3 separate regions of the Homo sapiens genome follow, and all the other regions are linked to region 2. Evidence: chromatin loops called from intact Hi-C (ENCODE). Cell type or tissue: dorsolateral prefrontal cortex. All regions are shown on one strand.

Region 1 (5,000 bases), 56 kb before region 2:
CAATCTGAACTAGGTGTGATGGTGCATGCCTGTAATCCCAGCTACTAGGGAAGCTAACACAGTAGGATCATTTGAGCCCAGGAGTTCCAGACCAGCCCTGACAACACAGCAAGACTCCATCTCTACAAAAAACATTTAAGGGGCCGGGCGGGGTGGCTCATGCCTGTAATCCCAGCACTTTGGGAGACCGAGGCGGGCGGATCACCTGAGGTCAGGAGTTCAAGACCAGCCTGACCAACATGGAGAAACCCCGTCTCTACTAAAAATACAAAAAAAATTAGCCAGGCATGGTAGCGCATGCCTGTAATCTCAGCTACTCGGGAGGCTGAGGCAGGAGAATCGCTTGAACCCGGGAAGCGGAGGTTGCGGTGAGCCAAGATCGCGCCATTGCACTCCAGCCTGGGCAACAAGAGTGAAACTCGGTCTCAAAAAAATAAATAAATAAATAAAAATTATCCCGGTATAGCAGCATGCACCTGTAGTCCCAGTCACTCAGGAGTCTAAGGCTGAAGGATTGTTTGAACCCGAGTTTAAGGTTACATGAGCTATGATCATGCCCCTGCACTCCAGCCTGGGCAACAGAGAGAGACCCTATCTCGAAAAACAGAAAAACAAAGGCAAAGCTAGGCACAGTGGCTCATGCCTGTAATCCCAGCTACTTGGGAGGCTAAGGTAGGAGGATTACTTGAGCCCAGGAATTGAGTCCAGCTTGGACAACATAGCAAGAACCTGTCTCTAATTTAAAAACACAAAATTGACTTTCCAATCTATTGCAAGACATTCTTCGGGAAAGACGGTGAAATTACAGTCATTTTACTATGCTAATAATTACACAGCATTTTAAATAAAAAAGAACCAGAAATTGAAAAAAACACCTAATTTTTAAAGAAAATGTTCTCTCCTTAGGTTGCATGATTGCAGAAGGAGCACTGGGCAGTCAGGCAATCTGAGTTCTAGTCCCAACTCTGTCACTCATCAGATGTGTAACTCTGACCAGCTTTACCCTCTGTGAAATATGGCTGAACTATCAGTCCTAATAGGGTCTGGTCCAGTTCTAAGACTGTAACTACAGGTGCCTTCCCTGAAAAGCAGAAATCTGAAGGAGTGTGGATAGCCCTTCTGCATTAAACATAGCTAGCCTAATGTGATGATAAAGACAGGAAGAGGATACAGGACATTAAACATAGTTGTGTGAGTGAGATGGAAAAATGGATAATTTTCTTCCATTTCTTTTCACATTACTGTGTTAAAGAAAAGGAATTCTAAAACCCCCATAAATGGGTATCTTCACCCTGAGAAGCAGGAAATGTGTGTCTGCAGAGAAATCAGGCCTCTTCAGTTTTGTGACCGAGGAATCCATGTGCCCAAGGATGAGCATCGTTTTATCACACTCCCCTTCAGAGAGTTTTAGGCATGTGGCCAAAAAAGGGGGTGTGGTCTAGGCAGAGACGGAGGGCCAGATCAGGAAGACTACCTCTGAATTCCTCACACCGTGCTCGTCTACAAGAAATGGCTAACAAAATTACAAGCAGTGATGCAGACCCTTTCCAAGATGAATATAGCTTCACTCAACAATATGGAAGGAGGAGAAAGTAGGGTGGGGTGGGAGGATCTTCCATTTCTCTATGTCTTCATTTTATATGGCTTGTACCTGTAACATACAGGGTTCAAAAGATGAATTAGAACTGTCTCTGTGCTAGTGTTTATGCAGTTCAGTGGAATAGAATGGGAGGGGAATCATCCATGTTCACAACACTGGGTGGGGCATGCTCTCTTCTGTTGTTTGTTGTTCTGTGACTTAAACCATATACTGCAAAAGGCTAAAAAAAAAGGACAAAACTCATCTAAGCATATTTTCTTTGCATTCATACCATCATCTTTCTCACCCAAAAGTTTCTTCAATGCCTAAGTGTTTCTGGAATCAGTGTTTGGCCCCAAAGTCTCTGGTTTGTGCAGAGATTCATAGAAAAGACTAGGTTCTCTTCCTTTAAAAAATAAAGATTTTCCAATGCTTAAAGACATAGCCTAATTATTTGCCTATTATCCCTCAAGGGGACACCATACACCTTGACCTAGAACTCTATCAAGTGTTCACAGAAAAGTGCCAGGGCAAATAAACAATCTGTTCTTCTAAATTCCCCTTTATATCTCCTTCCAACCACACACATTTATTTTCAGTCTCTAAAGCAAACTTAATGTTATATGCTCAGGAGGAAGAGAAAGATGTTATTGAATTTATTCCTTTGCTCTCCAAAAAGGCCACACCTAAGACATCGTCGAGGTGAGAATCATTCCTGATGCATGAGTGTGGGAATGTGGTGCTTTTTAGGAATAAAAAATAAAAACCAAGCCAAAGAACAAACAAACAAACAAAAAAACACTGCTCAGAAATCTGTATCTGTTACATTTCTCTCTACTCCTTAATTGGGCTTTCGATGCAGGAAAGACAATTCACTAGCTGGGAAAGGGAGAAAGAACTCCATCATTCTTCTACTGCCAGCACCTGTTCTGCCAGCTGACACTATTTAATATAAATTTTGACCATAAAAAAAGGCAACATACTAATAGCACTGCTGTTTACCAAAAACTAATTAAATCTCTTTACTGCTGGTTCACCCCCGCTTTCTCTCACACCACCTACTCACCCAATGCAGAGAAGGGGTGGCAACCACTTTCTCCGGCACAGACACAGCCAGTGTCTTAACACAAGCAGTATTCTGACCAAAAGAGCCACCACCCTCTTGCCCCTCTCCCTGCTTATCATACAGGGAACACCAAGTCCACTCTGGGGCTGGGAATCTCAAATAAATCAATTCACTTTAACCAGATCTTAAAAATCTGCCCTACGATTACAGAAAGAGAAAATGCAAATCAGAAAAACACATCACATGGAGAACAAACCAAAACCAGGGCTGGGGAACATTTGCACATCAGCGCTGCCTTTGAACTCCAGAATGGCATGGAAAGCGCCGCTGCCCAGCCCAGACCCAAGGAGGGGGTTTTACAAAGGCTTCCAGCACCCCCTATCAACACAAACACTTCCTCCCCGCTTCCAAAATGCTCTGAATAAAGACCTTCTTTAAGCACTTACTGGGAGCGGCAGCTTCTCTCTGCAATGTGCCTGTGAGTCACGCAGCAGGAGGGGCCCCGGAGCAGGGCAATTCGGAGAGCCCCCAGCTTCCCTGCAAGCTGATGTCTATGAGACAGCAGCCCAGGAACCGACTTTCCCATTACAGCCTCAGACTGTAATCCATGTGCTTTCGGCGGGCCAGTCCCAGCTGCCCACAGAGCACCACATGATCTGCTCTGACATCAGATCAGCCAGACGTGACAGCCCATCCGCCAGCCTCTTCCACACTCTTGGGTTGCATCATTTGAGTGCCTTTGGTTTGCATTTAAGCAGGTGGTACAGAGTAAGGAACTGTTGTTTTCTCACAAAATATTTTTTTTCTGGTTTCTTCTGTTCTAAAAGAAGGGAAAAATAAGCAAGAAAAGCACTTGAATTTGTTGCAGCCTAAATGTATCAGATATATGGGAAGTAACTGGAGTTCCACGCCTAGTTCAGAGAAGCTGAGGAATAAGCTACTGCCAAGATGCCAATGCCGTGGGAGTGATTTCATCTATAAATCACTACCACCACCATACCCCACCGCCTTTCAGTAGATCATCTTTTATATAAGAGTTTATATATATCTATATATACATATATACATATATATATGTTTAAGTCATAAAATATTGGTAGGTGGTGTGTGTGTGTGTTTTAAGCTAGTCACCACTGAGTTTAGTTCATGGGCAATCTCAGTGAGGTAACCATGAGACTCAGTGCAATACACAATAATTCTATTTTGAGAGGATTCACATATAGTCCAACAGAAATAGATGTACAGACCTGGACGGATAGGCAGATAAGCAGACAGGAAGTCAGAACCATCCATTCAGGCTTACATTCATTCATTCAATAATCATTTATTGATCACCTACTATATACCCAGTCCAAAAACAGATTATCAAAATGGTGGAGGGGTTGGATATTTGTTACAGAGCTTCTAATTCTACTTCTGTGATAAGACAAGGAAGTAAGAGCCTTATCAAGGATCCTTATAAAATGTTCTGTGTCTAATACTGAATCTAAAGGCTGGTAAAAAAAATCAGGTTTTATCTTAATTTCATTAGGATAAATGGTAACACATGTAATCTTTAAGGTAAGAATAATCAAAATCAATAAGACTTTATGAAGCAAAATCATAGCCCGCTTAGACAGCTGTGACCAGAAATGATGTAATTCTAAAATTACAAAAAATATAATGCTCCCCTAGCAGAGAGGAGAATTCACTGTTTTTTTTGGACACCGTCTTGCTCTGTCCCCCAGGCTGAAGTGCAGTGGCACAATCTTGGCTCACTGCAACTTCCCCCTCCCGGGTTCAAGTGATTCTCCTGCCTCAGCCTCCCAAGTAGCTGGGATTACAGGCATGTGCCACCACACCTGGCCAATTTTTGTATTTTTAGTACAGATAGGGTTTCACCATGTTGTCCAGGCTGGTCTCGAACTGCTGACTTCAGGTGATCCACCTGCCTCGGCTTCCCAAAGTGCTGGGATTACAGGCGTGAGCCACTGTGCCCGGCCAAGACACTTCTTAAGTAGAAAAATAAATATTTAATTTTAGTTTTCCTTAGTTTAATAATTAGCTGTTTCCTATAAAATAATCACAAAATATGCAAACCCTTGGTTTTCATTATTTTGTCTTTGTCCCTTATATTTAAAGTGAATTGTGCCATTTTCTTATATGTTAATTAAGGCTATAATATCATTATTTGATATTGTAATCAATATAATAGTATTTGCATATTTTTATGGAAATAATTCAATCTAATAATTATAAATTACTAATATCATAATAAATTTGTCATTTAATATATAATATTTAACTCATCTATTTGCTTTGTACCAAGTGTGTGATATTTTCCCCTGAGTTGACCAGGATGCTTGTGACTGTGGA
Region 2 (5,000 bases):
AGTTCAAGACCAGCCTGACCAACATGGAGAAACTCCGTCTCTACTAAAAATACAAAATTAGCCAGGGTGGTGGCACATGCCTGTAATCCCAGCTACTCGGGAGGCTGAGGCAGGAGAATCGCTTGAACCCCGGAGGTGGAGGTTGTGGTGAGCTGAGATCGTACCATTGCACTCCAGCCTGGGCAAAAAGAATGAAACTCCGTCTCAAAAAAAAAAAAAAAAAGATAACTTTTCAAGGAGACCAGTTACAAAATACAAAGGAAAGGCAATAAATAATACAAAGAAATTGGACCAGGTACGGTGGCTCACACCTGTAATCCCAGCACTTTGGGAGGCCGAGGCCGAGGTGGGTAGATCACCTGAGGTCAGAAGTTCAAGACCAGCCTGGTCAACATGGTGAAACCCCATCTCTACTAAATATACAAAAATTAGCCAGGCTTGGTGGCGGGCACCTATAATCCCAGCTACTTGGGAGGCTGAGGCAGGAGAATCATTTGAACCCAGGAGGCAGAGGTTGCAATGAGCCGAGATCGGGCCATTGCGTTCCAGCCTGGACAACAAGAACGAAACTTCTTCTCAAAAAAAAAATACAGAGAGCATCAGAACAGAAAGATAGATTAGCGAATAGAAAAGAGATCAATGGGACGAAAAAATGGTGGAAGGAAAAATAATCATGAAAGCCAGAGGGGGCCGGGCGCAGTGGCTCATGCCTATAATCTCAACACTTTAGGAGGCCGATGCAGGCGGATCACAAGGTCAGGAGTTCAAGACCAGCCTGGCCAAGATGGTGAAACCCCGTCTCTACTAAAAATACAAAAAAATTAGCCTGGCATGGTGGCGGGCCCCTGCAATCCCAGCTACTAAGGAGGCTGAGGCAGAGAATTGCTTGAACCAGGGAGGCGGAGGTTGCAGTGAGCCAAGATGGCACCACTGCACTCCAGCCTGGACGACAGAGCCAGACTCCCTCTCAAAACAAAAAGCCAGAAAGAACATATGTGGGAATTATGTTAAACTTTAAGTGTGAGAGAGATGTGAGTGAGAGATCCAAGGAGAGATATAGGACAACCAGGAGGTACCATTCCCCAAATAAGCCAATGAAAATGCTACATATGGTCGGGCACGGTAGCTCACGCCTGTAATCCCAGCACTTTGGGAGGCCGAGGCGGGCGGATCACGAGGTCAGGAGATCAAGACCACAGTGAAACCCCGTCTCTACTAAAAATACAAAAAAATTAGTCGGGCCCCGTGGCGGGCGCCTGTAGTCCCAGCTACTACAGAGGTTGAGGCAGGAGAATGGCTGAACCCGGGAGGTGGAGCTTGCAGTGAGCCGAGATCGCCCCACTGCACTCCAGCCTGGGCAACAGAGCGAGACTCCGACTAGGGGAAAAGAAAAAAAAAAGGCCAGGCGCTGTGGCTCACGCTTATAATCCCAGCACTTTGGGAGGCCGAGGCAGGCAGATCACGAGGTCAGGAGATCGAGACCATCCTGGCTAACACGGTGAAACCCCGTATCTACTAAAAGAAATACAAAAAAATTATCCGGCCGTGGTGGCGGGCACCTGTAGTCCCAGCTACTCTGGAGGCTGAGGCAGGAGAATGGCGTAAACCCGGGAGACGGAGCTTGCAGTGAGCGGAGATCGCCCACTGCACTCCAGCCTGGGCGACAGAGCGAGACTCCGTCTCAAATACAAAAAAAAAAAAAAATTAGCCAGGTGTGGTGGCTAATGCCTGTAGTCCCAGCTACTCAGGAGGCTGGGGTGAGTGAATCACCTGAGCCTGGGGGCGTCAAGGCTGTGGTGAGCCCACCGCGCCCAGCCCCCACTCTTATTTCTTAAATGATTATTCATCACATGTTCCAACAATGCTTCTAGGAGTTATTACTTTACACTGATCCAAATTAGCACTTTCTTCCCATCATTTACAATTTAATTTTCTCCCAGTGAAACGTTGAATTTAGAATTAAACTATATCATTTTCAAAACGTAAGGTTTTAACAGTAAATTATTGCCACTAGAGGGCACCAGAAGCTCAGAAGCATAAACATAAAAATAGTTTTCACGAACCACATTTAAGTATTAAAAACAAAATACAGTGCAAGTTATAGTGTCAAAAATATTTCGAAGCCGGGCGCAGTGGCTCACGCCCATAATCCCAGCACTTTGGGAGGCCAAGGCGGGTGGATCACCTGAGGTCAGGAGTTCCAGACCAGCCTGGCCAACGTGGTGAAACCCACTCTCTACCAAAAATACAAAAATTAGCCGGGCATGGTGGCGCAGGCCTGTAGTCCCAGCTATTCTGGAAGCTGAAGCACGAGAATCGCTTGAACCCGGGAGGCAGAGGTTGCAGTGAGCCGAAATCGCACCACTGCACTCCAGCCTACGTGACAGTGAGACTCTGTCTAAAATAACAACAACAACAACAAAATTAGAAAAGCATTCACATGCCTTTACTTTTTTTGATTAATATTTTAAACTGATTTTTAAACATTGTCACTAAATGTTTCAAACTCTTGAAAAAGTAAAAAAATCAATAGGATCATATTATAAAGCTTTGTTGCAATTTTAAAATAGAGGTTACTGATTCACCAAATTACCTTGCTTTATTAAGAGTAGACATTTGAACTTACTAATTTTTCCTTTATCTAACATGTTTCCTTGAATTTATTTATGTTCCAATGATTTATTTAATCCAATATTAAGAAAACATTTGTTTTAACTTGAGTAATCAATTGAAATTCAAATAAATAGCCCTTTGAGTTCTGAGCTTTCAATATGGCAAACCACCGATTGACTGGGGCATCTTAGACAAAGTCACATCTAAAATGTTGGAACTCTCTGCACCTTGGTAATTTACCTGAAATGTCTGTTCCCCATGCCCAGCAAATTCAAGACTCAACTCAGATGTTGGTATGGCTTTCTCTAGCACGACATCACCTGCAGAAAAGTTAATTATTCCTTCCTCTGTGCTTCTCTGTATTCCTACAACACTTGGTGTAGCCAATGCAGTTAGATGAAATCAATATTTCTTAAGAACGTACTATGTTATTCAGAACCTACCGGAGGCTCAGTTCCTTCTTTCAAGGAGTTTATAGGAGAATAGAGTGACATGAGGAAAAAAGGCAATTGCATGAAAAAATATGGTATTTTTCATGCAACAGTATGAGTATGGTAAGTGAAGAAGTATAGTAGAGGAAGATGACAAGCATTTTGTAGGCATTTATTATTGAAAGAAATATTTCCAAGCACTGTCTTTGCACTTAACTTCGAAGAGAACTTTATTTTTATTTTATTTTTATTTATTTATTTATTTTTGAGACGGAGTCTCACTGTGTTGCCCAGGCTGGAGTGCAGTGGCGTGATCTGGGCTCACTGCAACCTCCGCCTCCCTGGTTCAAGCGACTCTCCTGCCTCAGCTTCCTGAACAGCTGGGACTGCAGGCGCGTGCCACCACATCAAGCTAATTTTTTGTATTTTTAGTAGAGACGGGGTTTCACCGTGTTAGCCAGGATGGTCTCGATCTCCTAACCTCGTGATCCACCCGCCTCGGCCTCCCAAAGTGCTGGGATTACAGGCATGAGCCACGGTGCCAGGCGAGAACTTTATTTTTATTTATTGAGCACCAACTCAGAACACTGTTTAAGACACCATAGAAAGGCTTACAAAAGAAATAAATGGCACAGTTTCTAATTCAAGATATTTCAAGCATACTGGGTAAGTAAAATATGTATGCCCAAAATTTCAGGACATTATAAAAACAACATACATTCAAATGTAATTCATTTACTATAAAAATGCACGTGTTTACTTTATAAAGAAGGAACGCATGGCCGGGTGCGGTGGTTCATGCCTGTAATCTCAGCACTTTGGGAGGCCGAGGCGGGCGGATCATGTGGGCAGGAGTTCAAGACCAGCCTGGTCAACATGGTGAAACCCTGTCTCTACTAATAAAATACAAAAATTAGCTGGGCATGGTGGCGTACACCTGTAATTCCAGCTACTCGGGAGGCTGAAGCAGGAGAATTGCTTGAACCTGGGAGGTGGAGGTTGCAGTGAGCCGAGATCGCACCACTGGACTCCAGCCTGGGTGACAGAGCAAGACTCCATCTCAAAAAAAAAAAAAAAAGAAGAAGAAGAAATACATAATAAAACCACTTAACGGACTTTTGATTTAATATATCGAAAAATAAGAAATCCCATTAAGTCTCCAGGAAAGAGCCCACCTTTAAGAATATGGAATTTGGGGCGAGGGATAGCATTAGGAGATATACCTAATGCTAAATGACGAGTTAATGGGTGCAGCACACCAACATGGCACATGTATACATATGTAACAAACCTGCACGTTGTGCACATGTACCCTAAAACTTAAAGTATAATAATAATAAAATTAAAAAATAGAAAAAAAAAGAATACAATGAAGAAAAAAAAAAGAATATGGAATTTGAGGCTGGGCACGGGGGCTCACGCCTGTAATTCCAACACTTTGGGAGGCCAAGGCGGGCGGATCACAAGGTCAGGAGATCGAGACCATCCTCGCTAACACGGTGAAACCCTGTCTTTACTAAAAATACAAAAAAATTAGCCGGGCGTGGTAGCAGGCGCCTGTAGTCCCAGCTACTCTGGAGGCTGAGGCAGGAAAATGGCGGGAACCCGAGAGGCGGAGCTTGCAGTGAGCCGATATCGCGCCACTGAACTCCAGCCCGGACAACAGAGCGAGACTCCGTCTCAAAAAAAAAAAAAAAAGAATATGGAATTTGAAAAATATTTTTCTCCCAACTCTATACAGAATGGAACGTAACTGGGGTGGGCAGGTGGGTGGGGGTGAAACCAAACAGTCAACCATTGATTTATGGCCTTGAAAGTAGTAGTCAAGGAGCCTGGGGTAGGGGGTAACTATAATCTTGCCAAAGTTACTCAACCACATTAGATCTCAGTTTCTACATCTATAAAATGAGAAGCTCATATTAAGTGGTTTCTAAGGATCCTTCCAGCCCTACTATG
Region 3 (5,000 bases), 340 kb before region 2:
AGAACTTAATAAAAAGGAATTTCTACAATATTGCTATTGAATTATGGGTATGTCTGAAACAAATCAAAAAGATTGGGGAGGAAGCTTCGAAAATATTTAGAAGTTCTACAATCAGATTGTTTTGCAAGTGTCTTTAATTACTGACTGCCTTTAACAGATAACAAACCAGTGAGACAATGCCTACAAATAGGTATTGTTTATTTTTAAAAACACAAAGCTAAACCCCAAATTCTGGAAACTTCTTAAATAAAATATACTTAAATAAAAGGTCTTGACTGGACATCAGATCATTGGTAAACGAATGTCCAACTTACGTGTTTCAAGTTGAAATAAAATGTTTAAACTACGCATATATCAGTTTTTTCTCCACTTTAACCATCTTTTTTATTAACTGATCAAATAATGGTTTTGCTACTGCTATGAAATAAAGCTTCTTTATGTGGTAGAGGGCATCAAATTTGGGTTTTTGAATCCTAATTTGGGTTCTATGTTGGGTGCATTACTTCACCTTTATGGGCTTCAATCTCATTTCACATGAATGAAGACAATATCTACCTAACAGAACCAAGTGAAATAGCACATGTAAAACACTGGTAACAGATCAATAAATGATACTACTATGATTATTGTTCTGAAACAAAACATGAATATAAAAGCATAAGATAATAAAGTAGATTTACAAGACCAAAACAAGATGGATGGACTGGAAATAGATAGACTCATCCCCAGAGATAGTGTGTGTGCAAAGAGATTGCTGATCACTTTGAATGGTCAGCATCATTAATAAGCTCACACTCTTTATGACTATTTGGTAATGATAAAATCCAACACTGGCTGGGCGCGGTGGCTCATGCCTATAATCCCAGCACTTTGGGAGGCCAAAGTGGGTAGATCACCTGAGGTCAGGAGTTCAAGACCTGCATGGCCAACATGGCAAAACCCCATCTCTACTAAAAATACAAAAATTAGCCAGGCATGGTGGCATGTGCCTGTAATCCCAGCTATTTGGGAGGCTGAGGCAGGAGAATCGTTTAAACCTGGGAGACTGAGGTTGCAGTGAGCCGTTATCACGCTACTGCACTCCAACCTGGGCAACAGAGCAAAACTTCGTCTCAAGAAAAAAAAAATCTAACACGCAACTTGGAACACTGTGGAATGAGTCTTAAAATCAGTGAGCATGTGTGCTTGAGAAAGTATTTAATATCCCTGATAGAAGTAGAGCTATTTATAGTCATTTTTGTTAATGGGCTTCATTATCAAAGATTTACACCAGGCCTTAATCAGAATAAAGGGACGCCTCACAAAAGCTTTGTTTCGAATGGAAAAACACAACAAAGAACAATCACCATTTGACACCAAGTATGCATAATTCCAAATGGAAGTCTCTGTAATAGGTTCTTTTAAAAATAGATTTATTACCAAAGCAAAGTAATAAATAGGCAGGAGATGGACCTTTATTTCACTCCTATAATTGATCCAGTTTTAGTTAAGGGCAGAAACTGGCCCAGTTACAGGAATAAAATAAAAGAGTACAGAGTCAACCAATCTGTCAGCTTGGCACACCTATGAAATATTGTGAAGAAAATTTGTCAGAATAAGCATCTTTCTCACTCATTAGATTGGAGATGAAATGTCACCTTTCCCAAACAAAACAAAACAAAAACAAACTAACAACACATACAACCACACGGTAGGAACTACAGTTACAATTGAAGACAAAATCCAGGAAGAGGAACTTCTATAACTTGGGCATCATTCTGCTTATATATTTTCCATGCGGTGTCAGCATTAAGGATTACGACTGATCCCAAAAAGAGCTGACTTTAAATGTGGGAGTGTATTTTTGGATAAATCAGAGTGGAGGGTTTCAATTATCCTCCACACCTCTCTGGGCCTTCTGGAGAGGCAGCTTGGAGGCCCTTCTCCAATTAAAGCAGAGAGTGTATCTCACTTCCACACTGTAAAACTCTATCTTAAGAAAAGGATCTGCTGCTTAAAACAATCTGAAAACCACTGAAATAACCCATCTGAATTTTTTTGTCATGTGTGTTCACAGAAACTAATGGAGTTTGGTAGCCCTCTGCTGGATGAAAGATATTAAATCCAGTTGCTCTGAAGTACTATTTGAGGATTTAAAAGTCTTCATAAGGTTTAGAGGGCTACTTTAACATTTGCTGTGTATATTTTTGTGTTTAGTGGATATTTTTCTGCTTTGCAGAAGAGAAGAAGACAATGTCCTTTCCGTCAAGCCATACCATATAATAGTAAGCTAGAATAACTGAATACAAATTATAAATTTAAATACTATATAATTTTTTGAGTAAAAATAGGAATTGACAGAAAGCTAGTAAAATTTAAGCATTAGCAAAATATTTATAAGTTAGCAGTTGCCACATCCCTCTCCCAAATCTCTAATGGGGTTAAGGATTTCTCTTAACTTCATTGTAGGTTAAATCAAAATATGTATAACGAATTTCTTTAAAGTTTGTTTATGCAGTCTCACACTGTACACTAGTACACATTAAGTTAAATCTAGTCTTACACACATTTGAGTAATACAATATGATCAGGTTTTTTGTTTAAGGTAAGAAAATTTCAAACATGATGGCAGAATTACCATAGACTATTCAGCTTTTAAGTTGGATGTACAAACACAGTTTGTGAAGCATGTCAGATCATGGAATAATACTCTACAGAAATTGTTTCACAAATGAACCTTCATGCCTATAGCTGACCCAAGTGGAAAATGATTTAATGTGTGTTTGACAGCAATAGTAAAATTAATGAGTCTTGAAATAGTTTCTTATAATCTTGGATCAATTTTTGGTTAATTTTATTCCATATAGCTAATCTTTTCAAAATCCCATCTTTCTATCGTAGCAATTAAAACTGTCTCTTACTTTCCACCTTCTCTTTTCTCTTGTTACCTGTCTGGCCTCTGTCACTGCTGCTTCCTAAATCAACTGATAAGGTCTTGCCTGGTCCACAGTCTCTTCAACTTTCCTATCCTCACCACTTGATACTGACTTCCAAATTTTGCTAAGGAATTAAGGAATTCTTTTACAATTCTCCAGAACACAGAACCAATTTACTTTTGCATCTCGGTTCAGATAAAAAAGTTTAAACTTTGATGTCTAATTATAATTCCAACCTAGGTTAATTATATGCCTAAGACTTCAGAAGGGCTACCTACTCATAAAATTTGCCTATGACCAACTGCTCATAATTTTACTAAATAGCCAAAATTCCTCTCCTCCTGAATTTCTATTCAGCTTTGCCTGTCTGCTAGGGCACCCCTGTCATGAACATTAGCCTCTCAATCTGATTGGATTCTCACCTATTTCCTGGAGTCATTTTCTAGGGTTACCACAACCATCAAGTATGCTGAATTGAGTTACATCCTGTTTCTGCTGCTCACTGTCCATAACTAGATACTTCCAGGAGGGCTCCCAAGATACTATACTATTACCTAAATTATGTTCTTCATTGTTACCCATTATTTCTTATTCCACTAATTTTAAATCCCACTCACTTTGTTTGCTATATTTTTATGATCCTGCATTCTCTTTCAGTTTTTTCCCAGTTATACATGTTTTTGTTGTTGTTATTGTTGTTGTTGTTGTTGTTTAGCTTTGAGATGGAATCTCGTTCTATCACCAAAGCTGGAGTGCAGTGGCACAATCTCAGCTAACTGCAACCTCTGCCTCCTGGGTTCAAGCGATTCTCGTGCCTCAGCCTCCAAAGTAGCTGAGACCACAGACGTGTGTTACCACACCCAGCTAATGTTTTGTATTTTTAGTAGAGACAGGGTTTCATTATGTTGGCCAGGCTGGTCTCAAACTCCTGATCTCAGGTGATCTGCCTGCCTCAGCATCCCAAAGTGCTGGGATTACAGGCATAAGCCACTGTGCCCAGCCCTCCCAAATTATACATGTTTTTCACAATTCTCTTCTCTTCTTCAAAACAACTATCTAGATTTGTAGAGCTCTTTTTTGTGATAATAAGGTTTTTTAGAAGGTTTTATTTTGTATAAAGACAAACTAATTGCTTTTCTTTTTCACCTCATTTCCCAGCCCAGACTTCCTACCACGTCTCCATCAAAATCTAAAAAGTAAAGGAAGAAAAGAAGAAAACAACAACAGCAACAACCCCAGCATCTAACTTTTGAACAAAAGGTGGTAGTGTTTCACCTAAGGAACAGGAACATTAAGTAGGAGTTATATTCTTACCTCACCACTGAAAAGAACAACAAGCTGGAGAATGACAATGTGGACAAAGGAGATTTAGAATTTGATCTGTTCCTCTTACTTATCAAACCCTAGGTTTCCGAGACCCTTGGTATTTTAAAAAATACTGCCTAAGTCAGGATTTTGTCTGTCTTCAGAGGGAAGGAATCAAAGGCATGGAGGAAAAGGGGGACAAAAATCACAACTAATATTTTTTAACCTAAAACCCAAATATCAGTATTTTATTCTACATTGAAGCTTAAACATCTTACTCTTGTTTTATATTTAAGCAAATATTCAGATGTGTGTACATATTCCACTTCCTGAGAATGACTAATGGATATATTTAATATGTATACTCTATCAGCTTTACATAGCTGACTTTTAAAACACTGACAATGGAAGCTTGTACTCCTAAATGTTGATGAAGCATTAAAAGCACAAATAATATTCAGTAATGCATTTCCAAAGATCTTACGTGCTTCAAAAGTACAAAAGCAGTCTTTTAACTGGATTTTGATTAGTGCTAAGCAGAATTCTAAATTATTTTAGTCATTAGTCATAAATTCATGACGATATATACTGGAGTGTCTTTTGACTACTTTCAAAAATTGCCATTAAAACATCACTGACATTCTTTTCCTTAATTTCAAAATACATTTCTCACTTAAAAGAAATCTTCAGTCTTAGATAATACTATTTTTAAAACAGTTGATGTTTTTGTATCATGAAGGCCATCAAACCCAGTCAATTTCTGGCCATCTAAGCACCTAT

Evidence for each region. Peaks named below come from ENCODE experiments on the same cell type or tissue, not always from the same donor. Only the 100,000 strongest peaks of a DNase experiment are listed, where the experiment ranks them.
Region 1: it touches region 2 in a loop (2.2-fold over the local background); 6 of 110 quality-filtered maps call a loop at or near these places.
Region 3: it touches region 2 in a loop (3-fold over the local background); 16 of 110 quality-filtered maps call a loop at or near these places.

What each region holds. Positions count from the first base shown.
Region 1 is chr4:112,816,356-112,821,355 of GRCh38, reverse strand. It overlaps a transcript of ANK2 not described here. Among named protein-coding and RNA genes, the nearest start is that of MIR302CHG, 170 kb to the right of the region's middle. RefSeq lists enhancers at 2,506-3,029, 3,180-3,229, 3,360-3,409, 3,030-3,555. In dorsolateral prefrontal cortex, a CTCF peak has its summit at 3,053; DNase peaks (open chromatin) are centred at 2,695 and 3,265; H3K4me3 peaks cover 3,606 bases; H3K27ac peaks cover 3,475 bases.
Region 2 is chr4:112,759,931-112,764,930 of GRCh38, reverse strand. It overlaps a transcript of ANK2 not described here. Among named protein-coding and RNA genes, the nearest start is that of MIR302CHG, 110 kb to the right of the region's middle. RefSeq lists enhancers at 4,484-4,778, 4,517-5,000. In dorsolateral prefrontal cortex, a CTCF peak has its summit at 2,013 (motif pointing right); no DNase peak of the experiment used is centred here; H3K4me3 peaks cover 716 bases.
Region 3 is chr4:113,103,349-113,108,348 of GRCh38, reverse strand. The region is part of intron 1 of ANK2 (ankyrin 2); the gene reads right to left. It overlaps MIR1243 (microRNA 1243), which reads right to left and starts at 1,486; the gene lies at 1,394-1,486. In dorsolateral prefrontal cortex, a CTCF peak has its summit at 2,081 (motif pointing left); no DNase peak of the experiment used is centred here; H3K27ac peaks cover 1,096 bases.